Regions from separate parts of the Homo sapiens genome. Here region 1 is linked to region 2. The links are chromatin loops, found by intact Hi-C in ENCODE. Cell type or tissue: OCI-LY7. All regions are shown on one strand. Links, peaks and the distances in the headings refer to the core of each region. The heading gives the core; the rest is flanking DNA.

What was found. Hi-C counts contacts between places; a loop is a spot of excess contacts. Peaks named below come from ENCODE experiments on the same cell type or tissue, not always from the same donor. Only the 100,000 strongest peaks of a DNase experiment are listed, where the experiment ranks them.
Region 1: a loop joins it to region 2, with 4 times the contacts of the local background. A loop is called at or near these places in 1 of 110 quality-filtered maps.

What each region holds. Positions count from the first base shown.
Region 1 is chr6:146,695,748-146,703,870 of GRCh38, reverse strand. It overlaps ADGB (androglobin), which reads right to left. Exons shown (of 36, transcript NM_024694.4): 13 at 2,801-2,930. Among named protein-coding and RNA genes, the nearest start is that of ADGB, 100 kb to the right of the region's middle. In OCI-LY7, for the core only: CTCF peaks have their summits at 3,367 and 3,580 (motif pointing right); a DNase peak (open chromatin) is centred at 3,610.
Region 2 is chr6:145,756,782-145,764,904 of GRCh38, reverse strand. All of the region lies in intron 1 of EPM2A-DT (EPM2A divergent transcript), which reads right to left. LOC105378039 (a long non-coding RNA gene) reads left to right here and starts at 1,286. Exons shown (of 3, transcript XR_007059799.1): 1 at 1,286-1,618. In OCI-LY7, for the core only: CTCF peaks have their summits at 2,924 and 3,126 (motif pointing left); a DNase peak (open chromatin) is centred at 3,094.

The sequences.
Region 1 (8,123 bases), core at 1,618-5,617, 940 kb before region 2:
AAACTAAAAATAGGGCAATCATGTGATCCAGCAATCCTCCTTCTGAGTGTGTATCCAAAGGAAATGAAATCAGTGTGTCAAAGAAGAAAGAGATACCTGCCTTCCCATCTTCATTATAGCATTATTCACAAAGCCAAAATATGAAATCAAACTAATTGTCCATCCACAGATGAATGGATAAGGAAAATATGGTATATATACAAAATAGAATACTATTCAGCCTTTAAAAAGAAGGAAACTTTATCATTTGCAATAACTAGGATAAACCTGGAGGACCTTATGTGAAGTTAAATAAGCCACACACAGAAAAATAGATACTAAGTAGAATGGTAGTTACCAGGGGCTAGATGTGGGTGATTGGGAAAATACTGGTCAAAGGATACAAAGTTTCAGTTAGTAGAGATAAATTCAAGAGATCTGATTTGCAACACGGGGTCTATAGTTAATGTATTCTTGAAAATTGATAAGACAGAAGATTTTAGTGTTCTCACAACAAAAAATGAAAGGAACGTGAAGTAATACATATATTAATCAGCTCAATTTAGTTATTCAGCTATATATATATTTCAAAACATCATGTTTTACACTATAAATGCATATATTTTTTATCGATTAAAAATAAATTTTAAAAAGACAAGATTGAAAAGATAAACTTAGAACATATGAAATACATATCTAATAAAGAATAAGTCTCCATATTTCACAAAGAACATCTATGAATTGGTAAAATAGGAACATACAACCCAAATGGAAATTAGGCAAAAGACATAAGCAGGCATTGCACAGCAGCACAAACAGAAATGGCAGTAAATGTATACAAAGCTGTTCAGTCACAATAACAACCAGTTCAATGGAAAAGCAAAATGAACTACTTTTTCTTACCAATCTGATTGGCAAAATTTTTAAAAAATCCCTACACACTCCATGTGGCTATAAGGAAATATTCATACAACCTGGGTGTAATCTTATCGTGTATATTTAGCAATAATTATTTTAAAATTCCAATAGAATTGTATTTGTTGGCCAAACAATCCAACTACATGTACAAATTCATTCATAGCAGTAGTATTTATAATAGCAAAAGATTAAAATCAACCCAAGATTTCATCTATAGAGATTGATAGAAATAAACTACAGTTCATTTACATAATAAAAAATTATGAAGCTTTAAGAATGAAGATACTCTTTAGGTGTAGATTGGAATTATCTCCAGCATATATTAAGTATTTTTAAGATTATTTAATTTTGAGTAGAAAAAAAGGAAGTTGTGAAATATTGTGTGTGTGTTTCTTTGCATTTACATTAAAAAATCCTGAAAGTTTCCTACGGAGGGCAGAATGGTGAAAATGGGATAGAGAGGTACATAAATGGAGGCAAGATTTCTTTACATTTGTTTTACATTGGAAAGCTCAGCATCCTACTGTTCAAGGTCATTGCCAAGGTCTGATTTTTCAAATTCCAAAAATAGCAACCTCAGGCATATATGGGTTAATATGTCAATACATTATGCATTTATAATAAAAAATAAAATACCATTTTATACCCACCACATTAGCAAACATCATACAGTATCAAATGCTGTCATAAAGAAAACTCTTGGTGTTGACAGGTGTGGGTATTACTACACCCATTCAGAAAATGGTTTGGCATTTTATTGTAAGGTCAAGGAGGTGAATGAATGCCCTATTAACTAGACTCCTAGATTCATATCCTAGAACAGGGTTTCCTAATATGATATCCAATGAAGCTCATAGTTAAATTTCACAAATCCATTAATGTGGATGGTTAGAAAGACATTACATGTTTGACACTCAGCATTTTTTTTTCAATTACAAATTTGTCAATACAGGCAAGTAGTCACAATGTTGAGAGCAATAACTGACCCTATCCACAAAATGTCACAATATTTTATATTATATTATAGTTGTTGCAAATATCTTACAAGAATATGTAAGCTGATTACTACTTTGAAATTACAGCAGGTATTAGACCTGTTGCTGTATTTCATGTGGTCGTATCTCCCCATCTACAGATACTCCTGTGACCTATATAGCTAGGTAACTATAGCAACTATGCTTAGTAGTCATTCAACCACCAAATAGTGAAGTTGTATGTTCTCTCACAGTGCTAATTATGTTCCTTATCAATAATTCTCAGTTAATTAATATGGAGAAAAAGATGAGTTGTTTTCAACCTGTTAGAGTTTTAAAAAATTGTTAAGGGGAGCCATAGCACGTAAAGGGTTATGAACCCTGAAACTAAAGAAACTCTTGTACCTGTTTCAAGGGACATTTGAGAAAAATCATGGTACCGTTGCTTACAATAGTAAGAAACAAAAAGCAAGAATAGTGAGAAAGAATATTTCTTACAATAGAAACAAGAAGCAACTAATACAGCCACTAACACTGTGATAGACTAAAAACCATTTGTAGCATAATTTTATACAATAAATACCATTGGTTAGTGAAATGAACAGGACATGAAACAAAAGGGAGGAATCTCACAAACAAGATGTTACATTATAATTGGCAAAATGAGAAAAATATGAAGTTGTTTAATACCAAAATCTGAGTGGCCGACAGAAAATACAACCAAGAAGAAACACACAGGGGACTTCTATAGCAGATGACTATTTTCTAACCTAGGTGATAGATACATAAGAGATTTATTTTAACACTATTCTTTATACTGTTCAGATCCATGTTATACATTCTTTTGTATGTATAGTATGTTTCACAATGTAAGGAAAAAAATCTTGTCTCATTAAGAGTTGGGCCAACAGTAAGAGTAACATAGTCACCTGAGATGTAGCTTTTGTTATTTGACTCAAGTCTGTCTGGCTATGTGTTGCAGTTTCATCAGTTTCACTGACGGAAGGTAAATCAGATCCTGGAGGTATTCCTTTCTTAATTAAGGAGCGCACAAAATGCCTAAAAGGAAAACAAAACCCCAAACTTCTGTTATTTTGATCTTCTGTTTAAAGTTATTAATAAATAACTGCATTTTTGTCAACAATAGAAAGTTCTGATTGTGTTCTATTTGTCATTCTCATTCTTTTACTACCAGTAATGTTTTTTACCTCATGTTAAAACATTGGATATCTTTCTATGCTACTAAAAATACTGTATATTAGTCAACAAATTGATGTAAAAATTCTAGAACACTATTTGTTTCAAAGCTTTGGTGGTCATCTTTGAATTTTGATGATCAAAACAGAAATTTGATATGTGGAATTGATTTAATTATCAGAGTGATGTATCAGTGAAACAGAACTAGGAGTCAGAAATTTAATTATGAGTCTTGAGCACTTAAGTTTATAACTGTGACATTCATACCAGCTACCCGAGCATACAGTCTTCCTTTCAAGTAATTGGCTGATATGACTCCAAATTGCCCTTGCCATCGCTAGAATTTTATAGGTACGTAAAGACATTTTTGTAGTATATGTATTTTTTAAGTAAGTGTGTTTTAAAGATAAATTCCATGTACATAGACTTCATCAACTTGGATATTTTTTCCAGTTAGTGATCTGTAAAAATTCACTTGTAACTAAACGTCTCTGATTTACACAAAACTGCCACTAGAGGGTAGCACAAACTTGGTTGAGTCTCCAATTCTACCAGACATGGCCAGGAGCCAAGAATGGGTAAACCTGGAGTGTTGCTACAAAGACAGTGTTCCTAAGACAGAAAGTTGTGATAGCAGTCACTTTCAAAGGCTCACTAAAAAACAGGCTTGCTCTTATGTTGATCTGCGACAGCAAAGCAGGACAAGGGGCATGTCTATCACGTAGGATGAAATGCCATCCACATATCTCTGATTTGGCTCTGTCAGAGATGAATATGTAAATGAACTAATAACAGATTCAAGCAGTGAATAGATTAGTCGAATCCAATCAGGTGATGAAGCCACCTGTATCTGGGTATTAGAATTTCATGTACTTTAATCAAGTAATACAGCTGAAAGAAGATAAAAAGTAAGTAACTCAGGGAATTTAGGTTATGAAACTAATCCATTTGGGGTCCCTATTGGCATAGAGATTCTAAAAGGCTGGCTATGACTATTCAAATTGTAAGAAAATTTGTCCTTGAGGTCTGCAGTTCTATTTCTTACAACCCACAAATCTCTGATATGCAAACTCAACTAGCTGAGAGATAAACAAAAATTATTTTGAATAGCAAAATCATCATCTTAGAGAGTGTGGTGGTGAATTTTAGGTGCCATCTTGGCTGGCTTGAGGGCTGCCTAGATGACCAGTAAAACATTATTTCTGGGTGTGTCTGTGAGAGTGCTTCCAGAGGTGATTGGCGTGCGAGTCGGTGGATTGAGAGAAGATCCACCCTCAATGTAGATGGGTGTCATCAAATTACACCCATCTTCTGCCTGGGCAGAAGAAAGTGACAGAGGAAAGGTGAATTCACTTTCTCTCCTGGAGCTGGGATGCCCTTCTTCTCCTGCCCTTAGACATCAAAAGTCCAGGGCTTCTGCCCTTCGGACTCTGGGACTTGCACCAACAACTCCCTGGATTCTCGTTACCTTTGTCTTCAGACTGAGAGTTACACCATCAGCTTCCTGGGTTCTGAGGCCTTTAGATTTGGACTGAACCACGTGCTACTGACCTCCCTGGTTCCCCAGCTTGCAGACAGCCTATCTTGAGTCTTCTCAGCTTCCATAACCAATGAGCCAATTCCTTTAATGAACCTCCTGTCATATATCTATATTTGTATCTTTATCTATATCTATGTCGATGTCTATATTCCGCATTAATTCAGTCTCTCTGGAGAACCCTGACTAAAACAATGGGTAGCTTAAGCATGATATTAATCAGAAATCATGAAGCATTAACATTTTTATGTTAAGTTTAGAAAAACTCTGTGTGTGACTAAATGTTTGTGTTCCTCCAAAATTCGGACGTTGAAACCTGATCACCAATGTGATCAGGTTTATTACATTGATTTATTAGAAATTATAACACAAATTTTATGCTGGGCATGGTGGAACATGCCTGTAGTCCCAGCTACTCAAGAGACTGAGGCAAGAGGCACCACTTGCCTCAAACTCAGAAGTTTGAGACCAGCCGGGTAACAGAGCAAGACCCCATCTCAAAAAACAAAACAAAACAAAACCCCAAAAGTTTGAGAAAAAAACTAGATTTATTAATTTGCAACAATAGCAAAATTTTAAAACGAAAGTAGCAGGAAATGTTTTTTTCTGGTTATAAAGCTGTCCCGCATGGCTTGACATTGCCAACTGCCAATATTTGTCTAGCAGTGCTGTGCAGTGCTCCCTCCCTACCCACTTTTCAATGTTCAGTTGTCGATACATAGAACTGACAAAACCTTAAAGGTAAAATATTTGAAGAATATCTTTAGTATTATAAACTTAAATAGAATAAATAAAAGTGTAAATTAACTGCCTGTGATGTAAAGAGTATCTAAAAGTAGGAAAGCACAATGAACACGGTACAGATCTAAATTTTGACTGCTTTTCTCTTATCAGCTTATATTCCTATCATAGATTATAGTCTATCCAAGAGAAGGCTAAAGCCATATTTAATGGCCATTATATGTGTGACCGATGGTACAGACCATTCAATGATTTTAATAAAGTTTTATTGAAGCTTAAAATACATGTTTAAATGTTCTTAAACAATGAATGTACACTTGCTGAAATATCACAAAGTAAACACAGTCATATCACCATTATTCAGATCAAGCATTTTTCATATTACTAGCAATCCACAAACCCTGCCAGAAGCATGTCACAATCATGGCCAACTCTCCTCACCACAGATAACCACATTGGTTACTTCCAACACCATATATTGCTTTTTAAAATTGTTCTTTTCTTACTGTATATTAATAGGATAGCTGAAAACTAACCACGTAATTTGTGTACCAGACTTCTTTGGTCTAAATTTTGTGAGTGTATGTGAGATTTGTCCATATTGCTTTGTATAGCAGTCTTTATTTCACTTTTATTGCATTATATTATTGCATTATATTTGTCTTTGGCTTTACTATGATGTGTCTAGCTGCAGTTTTCTTTGTATTTATATTACTTAGTCTTTTTAGGACTTCCTGAGTCTTGACTTAAACTTTTCCCTTTAGGGATTCTTTTGGCCGTTAAGATTTGAGTTTTTAATTATTTCCAAATCTCTTTATCTCCTACTTCTGAGAACCACTGGCAAGTACGTTGGTCATGTTCAACGTGTCTCATAGGTCTTAACTGTACTTTTTTTTCCCATTTTTTTTGTCTCCATGCTTTAGTCTGGATATTATCTTCTAATCTATTTTCAACTTTGCTTATTCTCCTTTAGTCTGTATCTAATGTGTTCTTAAGCACATCTATTGAGTTCTGGGTCTTAGTCATTATACTCCTTGCTTCTAGAATTTCTATTTTATTTTTTAAACCACTTTACATACTTTCTTTTTTAAATTTTCACCACTCTATTGAAGGATAATTGAAGTACAGTTAACTGCACAAATTCAAAGTGTAAATTTGCTAGTCTTTGATATATGTGTATAACCATGTATTAGCCACCTATTGCTGCATTAAAAATTACCACAATTTTAACGGCAACCATCATACCCTGCACTCATATCACCCAATACACCAGTTATTGCTATTTGTGAAGTTCATGGTCACTTCTGATTCAATAAAAACTTCAGACCCAGCTTTACAGTCTTTCTTTCTATCCCTATTGTGATGTTCAAATATTAGTGAGTGTGGGTTCCTCTTCCTCCTCCTTCCCCCTTTCTCTTCATTGTTCTTCATTGTCTTTGCTGTTGTATTTAGTTAGTCTTTTTTTTCCCTATGAGTGACACACCCAGTTTTCCACATTTCTATGACAATCATTTAATCTTGTAATTTAATTAGCTGGTAATAACCGAAAATATTCATCAGTGCTAATGATTAAAGTAGGTAAGATGCTTTTTTGTTGTTCTAAAACAGTAGCCAAATCTGTAAAGACAGACAGATTTTCCCATCAGCATAATTACTAGAAACAAGAAAAAAAATTAGAGTACTTCTAAATATGAAATACACCAAGCCTCTCTGGCTCTCTTCTGTCTCCAGGCAATATCCCAGTTTCTTATCACCACCTTTAATCTCTCACCAGCTTGCACTCTTACATTGTCTACTCCTTTTAGGAACATAATTTGAGCAGCTTTGACATCTCACCAAAGCAGTAAAACAAACAATGTGAAAGAGAAAAGTGAGGGCATTTTTCAATAGTATCTTTGTTTTACATATAATATTTTCATATCACTTTATTTTTACAGTCAGAGTTTTCATTGATTAATTAATACATTTTTCCTCACAAAAACAGTGCCCTTTCTAGTTAATCCTCTGTGTCCCCTCAATACTTTATTTAAATATCCTTGGAATAAGGGGGCTCATTTAATTTATTTTTTTAAGTTTTATGATGCTAAAGAACATTTGAAGTAGGCCTTATTTCAACCAATTCAAAATTTATCTTAAAATAAGTATTTCTGGCTGGGCACTGTGGCTCACACCTGTAATCCCAGCACTTTGGGAGGCCAAGGTGGGTGGATCACCTGAGGTCAGGAGATAGAGACCAGCCTGGCCAACATGGTGAAACCCCATCTCTACAAAAAATACAAAAATTAGCCGGGTGTGGTGGCACACACCTGCAATCCCAGCTACTTGGGAGGCTGATGCAGGAGAATCACTTGAACCTGGAAGGCAGAGGTTGCAGTGAGCCAAGATTGCTCCACTGCACTCTAGCCTGGGCAGCAGAGCAGACTCCATCTCGGGAAAAAAAAAAAAAAGTATTTCTTACTATAAAAGGGAACTTAAGAAATATTGCTTTTGTATAATCACTGCAATGACACAAATTTTAGTATATTTGTCATGAAAGCATACATTTTTATTTATTAAATAAAATTGATTTAAAAGGTTGAAGTTGAAATGCTTTAACTATTAGGACAATTACATTCAACTGGTCTTCTCAATAGGGCAAAGAAAATGCCACTTAGTTATGTTGCATTATATGAATGAATGAGCTTTTCATTTTAATCTATGAATAGTAATATGGGTTAAAATAATAAAAACTAAAAATAATATAATACTGTTATAGTAAAATGCTACAATTATGGACA
Region 2 (8,123 bases), core at 1,577-5,576:
GAAAGGCACACCTTACATGGTGGCAGGCAAGACAGCATATGTGGGGGAACTACCCTTTATAAAACCATCAGATCTTGTGAGACTTATTCACTATCAAGAGAGCAGCACAGGAAAGTTCTGCCCCTGTGATTCAATTACCTCCCACTGGGTCCCTCCCACAATATGTGGGAATTATAGGAGCTACAGTTCAAGATGAGATTTTGGTGGGGACACAGCCAAACTATATCAATTCATATATGAAATGCTACTTGACAATAAAAAATGAATGAAGTACTGATACATGTCTCAACTTGGATAAACCTTAAAAACATCGGGCTATGTGAAAGAAGCCAGACACAAAAAAGGCCATATATTGTGTTATTCCACTTATGTAAAATGTCCAGAATAGGCAAATCTGTAGAGAAAATTGATTAGTAATTGATAAGGGCTGAAGTATAAGGGTATGTGGAGTGATTGCTTATGGGTATGGGGTTTCTTCTTGGGGTGGTAAAATACTGTGTGAGTGTATAAAAACTGGTGAATTGTATACGTTTTAAAAGATGAATGTTATAGTATAACTTAACAATTTAAAATATCCAGTATGTAAAGTTTACAGATTTTAATGTCATTAACCTAAACAGGGTTTTGGAATTTTCACCTGTGCTTTGTTTTGCCTGCTCTTAATTTGATCAATACTGTGTGTTATGAACAGAAGTGCTTAGAGCATTAATCTCATTTGTGTACTTCAGAGAAGATCCACCACTGATAATTTATTCATTTATATTTGCTTTCTTCTGAATTAAACATTTATTCATCTTTAAAATTTAAAAATGAAACAAAATTGATTACAACATTACAACTCATAAGCACTCTCAGTCATTCACAATCCTGCAACAGTAAAAGGAGCAGCAGTGATAGTCCACCATTAATGAGTGTGGCACAGAAAATAGACTTCTGGTTATTTATTAATCTATTCTTGTTGACTTTAGCATCCATTCCTTTATCTCCCACTCCACTAAACATTTCTGGAAAGCCAAATGAGTGGAAATGATGTTTGTAAAGGGATGAACTTGAAATAGTGGATTGATGTCAAACTTTGAATCTTTGACACTATTAGCAAATTAATTATAAGAAACACTGGAGCTGAGATCTTGAAGACAGTGCAGCCTCAGGTTACTGAAATATTTACTTCCTAAAATATCCTCCTAAAAATAGTGTTTCATATTGCATTATTGTATTGACATCATCACTCTCTACCATTATGCAGCTCTGCTACTTTTTTAATTTGCGTTTCCTTGGAGTTACAGACACCACTTTTGGGAAGTATACTGTGTGCTGTAGGTACTCTGGGGATTAAAGAGTATGCAGAAACTTTTAGCTCATTGTTTCCACTGAGTACTGTCAAAGTGCTGATAACACAGGCTGCCAAAAGAGTATTTTCTAGACAAAACAGTAAAGGGGATGCAGAGCTACTGAGCCACTCTCTATTCCCTGCCTGAAGCATCTCCACCCTTTCATTCTAAGCAGGTACCCTTGCTTCTAATACCACAAAAAGCAGGATATAGATGAATTGTTACCTGCCTAGATGCTGAGACCAGACTACCTCCGTTGTTGCAACATGAAGTGATTGCACTATAAGGTAAGCAATGCAAGTACTGTGTTAACTGTCATTATTTGTCTTTTAAAGATGATACAACTAAGTTAGCACCGCAGAAGGATGCGACCCTTTCAGTGGAGGCTTCACCCTTCAGTGGAGCCTTCAAGAGTAGGCAGCACCCTTTCCTTGCCCAGGCACTGCCAAGATATTATTCAGCTTTCCTCTGGCTTTCACTGTTGCTATAAGAAATCAATAGTTTCCTTTGTAGGTTAACTGCTTTTTTTCCCCCCCTCTGACTGCTTTTAGGTTAACCTTTTTGTCACTGGTGCTCTTCATTTTCTTTTCTTTTCTTTTTTTTTGAGACAGAGTCTCATTCTGTCACCCAGGCTGGAATGCAGTGGCATGATCTCGGCTCACTGCAACCTTCGCCTCTTGGGTTCAAGTGATTCTCCTATCTCAGCCTCCCAAGTAGCTGGGCTTACAGGTGCTCACCACCATGCCTGGCTAATTTTTGTGTTTTTAGTAGTGACTGGGTTTCACCATTGTGGCCAGGCTCATCTCGAACTCCTAACCTCAAGTGATCTGCCCACCTTGGCCTCCCAAAGTGCCAGGATTACAGGCCTGTACCATAGCATCCGGCCTTCAGTTTCATTAGATAGATCTTGGTATCGATTTCTTATGCACTGCATTTGAATTCATCATAATTCTAGAATCTGAAGGGTTATATCTCTCAACAAGGTTTTCTCATTTAAAAAAACTTTATTTTATTTTAAGTTCTCGGATACATGCGCAGGATGTGCTAGTTTGTTACACAGGCAAATGCATGCCATGGTGGTTTACTGCAACTATCAACCCATCACCTAGGTATTAAGCCCTGCATGCATTAGCTATTTATCCTGATGCTCTCCCTCCGCCTTCGCCCGTGACAGGTCCCGGTGTGTGTCGTTCCTCTCCCTGTGTCCATGTGTTCTCATTGCTCTCAACGAGGTTTTCTATAAATGGTATCCAAGAAATGTGAACAGTAACTAGAAGGGGATGTGAGGAAGAGGAAGGTTTATTTTGTTTAAGATTCGAGAAATAATAGCTACATGTTATTAATGGATCTGACCTAGTAAAGAAAAATTGGTGATGCAGTGGGGAAAGAGTTACTGTAGTGAAGTCCTTGATTAGCTAAGAGAGAATGAGATTGTGTTGGGATGGAGGAATTAGCCTTAGAAAGGAGGACCAACAGTTACTGTAAGAGAGAGAAGACAGGGTGTATGAGTACAAGTATGTTTTGTTGGGCAGACTGGGTGGAGGTGAGAGTTTGTAGATTGTTTGTTTTTAAATTATTTCTGTGTTTTCAATAAAGATTTTGTCAAGTTGGCTCCTTCATATGTTTCTATGCAGATAGATATGGAAGATCAATTTGTGTCAGAAATTTGCAGTAAGCTTAGAAAAAAAATGCTGCTTATCTAGAGCAGTGATTCTCAATAGGGGTGACATTATCCCCAGGGGACATCTAATATGTCTGGAGATATTTTGGTTGGCCCACCTGCTGGAGGACTACTGGCATCTAGTGGGTAGAGGCCACAAATGCTGCCAAGCACCTGCACAGGCAAGCCCCACAAAACAGAAAACTGTGTGACCCAAAATGTCAGTTGTGTTGAGGCTGAGAAACTCTGATCTAGAGCAGTGGTGGGCAAACATTTTTTTAGAAAGGAAGGTAGAAAACACTTTAGGATTGGAAGCCATTTGGTTTCTATTGTATCTACTTAACCCTGCTATTGCAGTGTGAAAGCTGCCATAGACAAAATACTAGTGGTCCTGGCTGTATCCCAATAAGCTTTATTTATAAAAACAGGCAGGTGGCCCATGGGCAGAGTTTGATAACCTCTGATCTAGAGGACTCTTTTGCTTTTTCTGCAACCATCTAAGAAATAGAGGCAGAGTTTGGACTAATCATAGATGGTAGCCATCATTAAAACTTCTTCATTCTTGGTGAATATCAATGCTTTGATATGTTGGCTGTGCCCCTATTTGGTGCTTAGTGAATACTTTAAAATCTAGACTTAAATAAGTCAGTAAGTCACTAGTTTTTAATTTCAAAATTAAATTTTCTTCTCTCATTTCCCTGCCCCGCCACCCCCTGAGAGGGTCTAATAGCCACTCTTCTTAGTCATATGCTTAGGACTGCTATTATCCAAAAGATGATAAGCATTGGCAAGGGTGTGGAGAAAAGGGAACTCTAGTACACAGTTGGTGGGGATGCAGATTGGTATAGCCATTATGGAAAACAGTATGGAGATTCCTAAAGAAATGAAAAATGGGACTCCCATACAATCCAGCAATCCCTCTTCTAGGTATATATCCAAAGGAGCTGAAATTAGCACTTCATAAAGATATCTGCACTCCCAAGTTCAGTGCAGCATTATTCCCAATGCCAAGATATGGAAACAACCTAGTATCCATCAACAGGCAACTGTATAAAGAAAATGTGATACATATGCTGTTAAATATTATTCAGCCTTAAAAATTTGCCATTTGCTACAAAGTGGATGGACCTTGCGGACATTATGCTAAGTGAAACAAGCCAGATACAGAAATAAAATAGTGCATGATCTCACTTATAGTGGAATCCAAAATAAAACAGTCAAATACAGCCACGCATCACTTAACAATGGGGATATATTCTAAGAAATGCATTGTTAGGTGATTTCATTGTTGTGTGAACAGCACAGAATATACCTACATAAACCGAGATGGTAAAGCCTACTACAGACTACACACCTACACGGCATAACCTATTGCTCCTAGGCTACCAACCTGTACAGCATGCTGTAATATAATGATAAGTATTTGTGTATCTAAACATAGAAAAGGTACAGTAAAAATATGGCATAATAGATTTTTTTAAATGGCATACCTCTATAGGGCACTTCCCATGAATGGGGCTTGCAGGACTCGGGGTTGCTCTGGGTGAGTCTGTGAGTGAGTGGTGAGTGAATGTGAAAGACTAACACATTATTGTACACTATTGTAGACTTTAAAAAACTGTACACCTAGGCTACACCAAATTTATTAATTTTTCTTTCTAAAATAATAAGCTAAGTTTACGGTATCTTGTTAACTATATACATTTTTAATTAAAAAAAACTTTTTGACTCTTTTGTAATGACATCTTAAAACACAAACACATTATACAGCTCCACAAACAAATTTTTCCTTGTATTCTTACTCTGTAAGCTTTTCTATTTTTTAAATGTTGCTTTTTTTTCTATTTAAACTTTTTTGTTAAAAATGAAGACACAGACCCACCCATTAGCCTAGGCCTACACAGGGTCAGGATCATGAATATCACGGTCTTCCACCTCCACATCTTGTCCCACTGGAAGGCCTTTAGGGACAATAATACTTGTGGAGCTGTCGTCTCCTGTGATGCCAATGCCTTCTTCTGGAACACCTCCTGAAAGACCTGGCTGAGGCTGTTTTACAGTTAACTTTTTTTGAATACATAGGAATATATTTTAAACTAGCAATAAAAATATATAATGCAGTAAACACATAACCAGTAACACTCATTTGTTATCATTATTAAGTATTATGTGTGGTACATCATTGAATGTACTATGCTTTCACATGACTGGCAGCACAGTAAGTTTGTTTACACCAGCATCACCACAAACACTTAAGTAATGTATTGTGACTGCTACAACATCACTAGACTATGGAAATTTTCCAGCTCCATTATTATCTTATGGGACCACTGTTGTATAAGCAGTCCGTTGTCGACTAAAACATCATTACTGATGCTCGACTGTATACAGAGATAGAGAACAGTGGGGTGCGGGAGAAGGAAGAAATAGGGAGAAATAGGTCAAAGGATACAAAGTAGCAGATATGTAGAGTGAGCACGTCTAGACATCTAGAGATGCGCAACATGAGAATTATAGCTAATAAAATTGTATTATATTAGAGATTTTGTTAAATAAGTAAATTTAACAAAAAAGGATATAAAAATAACTACATGAGGTGATCGATATGTTAATCTACTTCACTATAGTAACTATTTTATTATTCCTTTAGTTCCCATAACATAATGTTGTAAACCTCAAATATACAAAATAAAATTTATTTGTTAAAAAGCTGGCCCCCACATCTCTATTGACATCATTTTGAATTGTTGTTTTGGTAACCTAGTATCCTCCAGACTTGGCAGTATATTTTCTATCTAGATTAATTTAATGTTATTTGAACTGTAGCATCTTTTATGATGCAGCAAACAAAATTGGAGCCTCAGAATATTTTATAAAAAAATAGAAGACCTTTGTAGTTAAATGATCTTGAGTTCCAGTATCAGCTCAGCCATTTATTAACTTGGAACTGAGAAGTAATTTATTTAACCATTCGAGCTTCATTATCTTAAATAGCAAATTTCTAATTTACAAAATTGTTAAGGGGATTTTATTAGATAATGTAACCAAAGTTTGAAATTCAGTGACAACCACAAGGTAGCTTTTTAGTAATTAGTGGCTTTTAGCAATAGTATTATTATTAACAAACTACTTGAGAAAATCCAAATATTTCTGAGGCAATTAGACTTTTCCCCAAACATTTTGCATTTTAATCCAGACATTTCACTTTTTTAAACAGTGAGATGCCTGATAGACTGTTCTGTAAAAACAAATACTAATCCTGTGGTATTTCTTTGTGCCTAAGATAGTTTTTGCATATTTCTGCTTGTAGAAATGTCACACTTTCAATTTTCCAAGTACAAATTGTCAGACAAGTCCTATGTAAAAGAGAACTGTTTTCTGAATCAGTAAATACAAGAGAAGTTGGGAAAATCTTCCCTATTTCACTTTCTTTCTCATAGTTACTTAGCAACCAGCTAGTACCTTTGAAAAATCTCCTTTGAATACTAAATACTATTGAGATTTGTGTTTATTACTAAGTTGAGGATTAAATACGCAGTCACCATTTCCCTAAAGGACACAATTGAAACCTAGGTAAAATTACCTCATTGCCACGAAGAGACCAATATTTGGCCCTTCCTGTTTATGTGCTGTTACTTACGCATAATATAGTCATAAGAAAGTCCCTGAGACTGGGATTACAAATAGGAATGTGTAATGCAGCCGACAACTCTTCTTTAATATTTAATATAAGTCAGTCCTCCATAGGCATTCCTTACTTGATTTGAGAACACACACAGTTAGTGTTATATGAATAAGGAGACAGTGCATTTTGGTTTGCCTGGGATGATCTAGTTTACCTCTGTGGTAAATCAGTTAAAACTGTTCATTATTTTAGCACTTCTTTCTATTCCCCAAACTGACCTGTTGTGGATAACAAATTGCATGGTGACCCTAGATTTGAAAATTTGGAGGCACTCTGAAAGAAAGCAATTGAAATATGGTTAGAGGCATTGGGAATAGCCCCTATGAAGAAATGACAAAAGGAATTGGCTTTATTTGTTGAAAAAAAGAGAAAACTTAGGGAGATTATGCTCTTCAAGAAGCAAATATGGAAGGGTACGCTCTAAGAAGAATCAAAAGCTTCTGCCTCTTTCCTTCCCGGGGCTGAACAGCATTACAATTCACACACTGGAGGTATGCTGTGTAGAAATTAGAGGTTAGGAAGCCACTGTACACACTAAATTGCACTCCCAGTAAAGGTTATTTTTTCCTGTTTTGAATATTCTTTAAGAAACAGATAGTATATGGACATACTCTATGGCTTACCAATTCTACTCCTAGGTATAAACCCTAGAGAAACTTGTGCAAATATACATAAGGATGTACCAACCAGGATTTTATTAGCTTCACTGTTTGTAATAATCCCATACTGAAAATAACTCATCTATCTGCTAACAATAAAATTTAAAAAGTATGAGGTCTTCAGATAGTGGAATATGCTATACATAAGCAAAAATAATTGAAGCATAGCTACATGCTACAATATGTAGATATTTGAAAAACATCATATTAAGCAAAAGACATAAGTTACAAAAGAATACATGAAGTATGATTTCCATTTATACAAAACTCAAAAAATAGGCGAAACTAATTATTTAGCATTGGTAGCTCCAGACAAAACCATAAATAAAGGATTCAAGTTCAAGCATTAAGTTGAAACATATGAAACTTCAGATCTTCAACCATTTTTAACTTACAAAAATGGGCAAATTTGGTTTAATTAAGTAGCTTATTTGGGAGGGACAAAACATAGCTTAAGAGTGGCCAGGCACGGTGGCTCACGCCTGTAATCCCAGCACTTTGGGAGGCTGAGGCGGGCAGATCATGAGGTCAAGAGATTGAGACCATCCTGGCCAACATGGTGAAACCCCATCTCTACTAAAAATGCAAAAATTAGCTGGGCTTGGTGGCACATGCCAGTAGTCCCAGTTACTCGGGAGACTGAGGCAGGAGAATCGCTTGAACCTGGGAGGCGGAGGTTGCAGTGAGCCGAGATCACACCACTGTATTCCAGCCTGGTGACAGAGCAAGACTCTGTCTTTTTTTTTAAAAAAAAAAAAAAAAGAAAGAAAAAAAAAGCTTAAGGGCGA